2 separate regions of the Homo sapiens genome follow, and region 2 is linked to region 1. The links are chromatin loops, found by intact Hi-C in ENCODE. Cell type or tissue: PC-9. All regions are shown on one strand. Each heading gives the region's core, and the rest is flanking DNA. Links, peaks and the distances in the headings are about the cores only. Region 1 overlaps KLHL18 (kelch like family member 18). Region 2 has its middle 3.4 kb from the start of MYL3.

The links. A loop is a pair of places that touch in the nucleus more often than their neighbours do. Peaks named below come from ENCODE experiments on the same cell type or tissue, not always from the same donor. Only the 100,000 strongest peaks of a DNase experiment are listed, where the experiment ranks them.
Region 2: it touches region 1 in a loop (4-fold over the local background); 13 of 110 quality-filtered maps call a loop at or near these places.

What each region holds. Positions count from the first base shown.
Region 1 is chr3:47,322,726-47,325,626 of GRCh38, forward strand. All of the region lies in intron 3 of KLHL18 (kelch like family member 18), which reads left to right. Among named protein-coding and RNA genes, the nearest start is that of KLHL18, 41 kb to the left of the region's middle. RefSeq lists a silencer at 994-1,288. In PC-9, for the core only: a CTCF peak has its summit at 1,761 (motif pointing left); DNase peaks (open chromatin) are centred at 1,106 and 1,686; H3K27ac peaks cover 1,320 bases.
Region 2 is chr3:46,865,384-46,868,284 of GRCh38, forward strand. It overlaps a transcript of MYL3 not described here. Among named protein-coding and RNA genes, the nearest start is that of MYL3, 3.4 kb to the left of the region's middle. In PC-9, for the core only: CTCF peaks have their summits at 1,536 (motif pointing right) and 1,742; no DNase peak of the experiment used is centred there.

The DNA.
Region 1 (2,901 bases), core at 233-2,732:
GCCTGGTGGAGAACATGACTATTTCATTTCTGGAATCTTCTGCCAGTTTGCTGAGTTCTTGGGACCATATATAGGTTTATGAAGGGAGTGAGCTGGAAAGGTTATTCTGCAGCACTTACATTTCTTGAAATCAGTTTGTAGCAGTGCCCACTTCTTTGAGATGAATTTTTTCAGAACATGATTTACATAGTCCAGCCTGCCCTTTCCCTTGGCTTGACATGTACATCTTCTGTTCCTCCCCCTCCGATCTCACCAGCCACTAATTTAGCTGATTTCTCACCAAACTGATTTGTGCAGTGCTCCTCTACTGTTCCATAGCCATCTCCATCTTTGTTTAGGTACTTTGCTCTCTGAATTTCTTTTCTTTTCTTTTTTTTTTTCAAGACAGGATCTTGCTCTGTCACCCAGGCTGGAGTGCAGTGGTATGATCTCGCCTCACTGCAACCTCTGCCTCCCATGTTCCAGCAATCCTCCCACCTCAGCCTCCCGAGTAGCTGGAACTACAGGCACGTGCCACCACACCTGGCTAATTTTTGTAATTTTTTTGGTAGAGATGTGGTTTTGCCATGTTGCCCAGGCTGGTCTCAAACTCTGCCCACCTTGGTCTCCCAAAGTGCTTGGATTACAGGCATAAGCCACTGCTCCCAGCCCTCTTTGAATTTCTTGACCTTCCTTTTCATACTTCAGTTATTTAAGAGCCTACCCAAATTTCACTTACTGGAATTCTCTATCCTCCTTAGTCCATTGGGAACTATCATTGTATGCACTTTTATGGTTGGGACCATGGATTATACCCCCACCTATTTCCAGTGCTTGGCAGTAGGCCTCGTGGGTCTCCTGTGACCTTCTGCCTGAGCAGTTAAGAAGGCTCTCCCTCCCCCTCAAGAGCCAGAGCTCTTAGTCATAAGGTAAAGGCCTTTTAACCAGCAGAGGCTTGGGGATGTGGGTTAGTGCTGGGCCACAGACAGGCAGGAGGACCCCAAACAGCACCCCTGTGTCTATGGTGCTTCACACACCCAGCCTTCACCTGAGCCTACTCTGATCACTAGGTATCTGGTCTGTCAGCATTCCTCCTGACTCAGATCTGCCCTCCGAACCTCATCCCCTCATGGAGCTGACCTCCCCTCCCCTATTCTCACTCCACCTATCCAGTTCAGTTAGCAGCTTATGGACCACACCCGCTGTCTGTTCATATCCTGCCCACACGGTGCTCATGGTCATCACACTGAGTACTGCTGTGTGTACAGCTAATCAAATAACCGTGGTAATGATGCCTAAGATTTAGTGGGGAGCTCATCTGCTGAACACTGGGTAAAGGGTTTCATCCTGAGGTAAGTGGTGCTGTTCGCAGTTTTATAAAGACCTTGTAGTAAGAGTAAAGCTGCGGAACCAACCTTGTCCCTGCTGTGGGATGCCTTCTGGGGCAGGCCAGAGGGTGCATATGGAGATGTGAGGAGCACACACTATCTTTCCTGCTCGTTTGTGAGCTTTTTAAGACACAGACTGGACTTAGTTCACCTCTTTTTCCCACAGAACTTGGAAAATGACTTCCTTTTTTCTTTTTCTTTCTTTCTTTTTTTTTTTTTTTTTTTTTTTTTTCTGTAAGGTAGAGCCCCAGGCTTGGAGGCCTTGGGCTTTACCACTGCTGAAATGACTCTGTGGCTAAGTAGGATTAATCCTGGAAAGGATTGTTGACGAGCCTCGAATCTTCACCAATGGACAACAGCTCCACCTAGGGGGCTTTTGAGATTGTCACTGTCAACACTGGATCCAGGCTATGTTGTAAAGTACTGTTATCTAAAAGTTGCTTAGAAAAGTGATTTTTAGGCCAGATGAGGTGGTTCATGCTGTAATCCCAGCATTTTGGGAGGCCAAGGCAGGAGGATTGCTTGAGGTTAGGATTTCCAGACCAGCCTGTATGGCAGAGCAAGACCCTGTCTCTACAAAAAAAAAATTTTTTTAATTAGTCAAGTGCAGTGGCTCACATCTATAGTCCCAGCTACTGGAGAGGCTAAGGTGGGAGAACTGCTTGAACCAGGAGCCCAAGGCTGCAGTGAGTTACAATCACCTTACTCCAGCTTGGGCAACTGAGCAAGACTCTGTCTCTAAAAACTAAAAAGAAAAAAGAAAAGTCATTTTTAGGCCAGTGCAGGTTTGCATGCACCAGTAGCATTTTAGGAATAAGTACTTACGCATAAACCTGATGTTTTGAGCCTATCTTTGACATTTTTTCATTCAGCCCTTCAGGACCCTTTCTGAGACCTAAACCTATACCTCTCCTGTTTCCTGCCACAGACTCCAGAGCCATGGCCTGCTTTCTGTTTTCTCACCAGTAGTTCCTATTATTGTCTCTGTTCCTTGGAATGATTCTCCCTGAGCCTCGCTACAGAATGTGATGGTGTCTCCCAGCTCCCCACTTCGTATGTGCCCTTGAAGGTGCATCATTTTCTTTTTTTTCTTTTTTTTTTTAAGGCGGAGCCTTGCTCTGTGAGACAGAGTGTCACTCTTGTTGCCCAGGCTGGAGTGCAGTGGCGCGATCTTGGCTCACTGCAAGCTCCGCCTCCTGTGTTCACGCCATTCTCTCGCCTCAGCCTCCCAAGTAGCTGGGACTACAGGCGCCTGCCACCACGCCTGGCTAATTTTTTGTACTTTTAGTAGAGACGGGGTTTCACCATGTTAGCCAGGATGGTCTCGATCTCCTGACCTTGTGATCCGCCCGCCTCAGCCTCCCAAAGTGCTGGGATTACAGGCGTGAGCCACCACGCCCAGCCGAGGGTGCATCATTTTCAAGATTTGATTGCCAGCGACTTGAGGAAAACCATTCTGAGCACCAGTGGAAAAGATATGTGACAGCACAGAGAAGCCACAATGCCATCAGAGTTCTTAAAGCCACAGTTCCTG
Region 2 (2,901 bases), core at 261-2,760, 460 kb before region 1:
AAGACAGCCAGAGGGCCACACAGAGGGGCCCCGGGGAGGCCCCACCACCCAGGCCTGCCGACCCTCAGGACAACGGGCTCTGGAAGTCACACGGGAGCCCCAGCCACCCACAGACACCGCCAACAAGACCAATTTCCTTGTGTTCATCATGAGGGAAGCAGAGGGCCAGAGCAGAGGACATATACAGGGCCCTCTCTCCCATCTCATTTCTTTCATCCTCACACAATTACCACCCCTTGGAAACCACCCAACGTTGGCCCAAATGGGGGTAAGCCAGTGACAAGAGCATCCTGGGCCTCAGTGTCCAGGTCTGTGATCTGGGATGGGCAGGCTCATGCAGCCAGCCAGAGCCACATAGTGCCACCTTCCTCCACCTGTGTGTGGCAGAGTCAAGGCAGTGGCTTGGGCCCCTCCTGTCACACACAGGGCAAACGTGGTCCTGCAGCAGGGACAGGGTGCACAGAGCCATCCTCACTCCCTCATCAGGACCCAGATGAAGGCTAGGGCCAGGATGGTGACTGCCTGAGCTCTGATTCTGGGCATGTCCCTGCTGGCTTGGGAACAACAGTGCCCCAGGACTCACCCACAGGCCCACCCTCAAACCTATAACAACTGCCTAGCCCCCAGTAGGCACTCTTCAGGACCAGCCAGAGCCCTCCCAGGCACACCGAGACCAGGAGCAAGGCATGGGGTGAACAGGAGGCAGGAAGGTGGGCAGGGAGTTGGGGGTGGAGGGAGGGAGGGTGGGCAGCAGTTGGCGGTAAGAACAGGCCACACCATGCCTGGCACTTCCCTCTCTCTCCCACATCCCAACCTGAGCTTTGTGCCCTTCAGGAGTCAGCCTAGCAGGCAGGATCTGGGCAGGGCCTCGGGGGCCTGGAGAGCCAGGGCTGGGGGTCTGGGTCCTACTGCTTCAGCTCCCAAAGCTCTGATGTCTGAGCTGCAGCCCAGTGTGCTGCAGGCTGGCACACGCCATGTCCCAGAGCCCTCTCAGGCAGCCACTTACCTCTCCCTTCCCCCAGCCAAGGAGAATGCGGGGAAGATATGGGCCCTGACTTCTGAGGAGCCTGTGGACTAAGGCAGGAAAGCCCGGCCACGCCGGCCTTCTTCTGGGCTCTTGTTACCTGGCGTCTTCCGTGTGTCCGCCTTCCTATGAATGTCAGCCATCACAGGAGGGAGGAATGTTCTGCTCTTCCACAGCTACATTTTCCCAGGACCTGGTACACCACAGGCATTCAATAAATGCTGGATGAACAAATGTTCCAAATATCTCAGTTTACCCACCTCTCACAGAGGTACTGGAACCCCTTGCTAAACCCTGTCCTGGAGTGGGCCCGGAGAGATGGGGAGATTTGCCAACTGACTGACAGGAGCTCTGGCGGTGCAGAGGGCACTCTGGGACAGTAGTGCGGCCAGCAGCTGCCTCCAAGCCCACCCACCACTTCCCCATGCCCACCCCAATTCAGGCGTGCTCTTCACAGACTAAAGAGGTGAGGGTGACCCCTGTGGTACAGGCAGTGACTGGACCACGATCAGCCAGCAGGGGGCGCAGAAGGGATGGGAACCGACCTTTGGTTCCTGAACTCAAACCCCAGAACCCAGAATCCCAACCCAGACCCCAGATCAGGAAACCGGAACCCCAAGCTCAGACCCCAGACTCAGGTCTCACAATTTGAGTGCCAAACTCAGAACCCAGAACCCAGATTCCAGGACTAGACCCCACTGTGGAGACCTAGACCCAGATCCTGGCACCCAAACCCTGACCAAAGACTCCAAGACCCAGGATGGTAAACCCGGACCTTCAACCCAGACTCCGGACCCCAGACCCCAGACACAGGAACCAGGATTCTAAACCCAGACCCCAGATCCAGGACTCAAGCCCCAGGACTCTAAACCCAGACTTCCAGGACTGCAAACCCAAACCCCAGACCCAGGACCCAGGACAAGGGCTGACGGATTTCCAGATCAGCGTGGCCCTGTGTGGACAAGGCCAGTGGGAAGGGGCACCGGGGGGTCACACTCTTGGCAACAGCGGGGGTAGCTGCTTGGCAGACCTCCCTGGTAGCGTTCAGAAGGGCATGAAGAATGTCCATCATCCTGTCAGAGCCAATTTGGGGAGCTCAGACTATGGTTGCCACGTGGAGGGTGGGCAGAAGGAGGTAAGGGCCAGCTGTCCCCTGGGCCTAAGAGCCAGAGGCAGGGAAACAGGGTCGGGCTCCCCACGTGCCCTTGTCCCCTGGGCCGCAGTCTCCGCAGGCAGCCATGGCCCGCCCTGGCCTGCCGGTCCCGCCCCTCCTGGCCCACAGCCTCTGGGCTGGGACGCAGGCCCACACTTCCCGGAGGAGTCGAGAACACGGCCTGGGCCAGACCCAGAGCCTTAGAAGTAGGTCAAATGTTGCCGCGCAGCAGGTCCTGGGGACCCTGTCCTGGTGTGGGCAGGCCCGTAGGCTGCAGCTCACTTACCAGGGCCCACTTGTGTGTCCACATAGATGTGAACCCACCGCTACACACTGGACACCCATGAACACAGACCCCACGCGGGGCCCCTAGGTCCCTGTCCAGTTGCACAGATGGGGAGACCGTGGCCCCAAGGAGGCAAGAGCTGCCCAGCAATTCTGACTAGAGATGGCACGAGGCAGGTACAAGGACCAGCAGAAGGAGATAAATTTCTACACCATCCCATGGCCCTGGAGCCTCAGATGAAAGTCTGACTCCTAGGAGGACTTCCCAGCAAAGCCGCTCTGCCACTAACAGGATGGGGCCCACCTCCCAGAGGCACAACCCCGGGCCTTGAGAGATGGAAAAGAGTACCCAAGGGGAAGGCAGTAGACTCCCTATGCTCCTGTGACCCGGGCTGGTCCCTGCTCCTCTTGGCCTCAGTTTCCCCACCTGTACCATGGC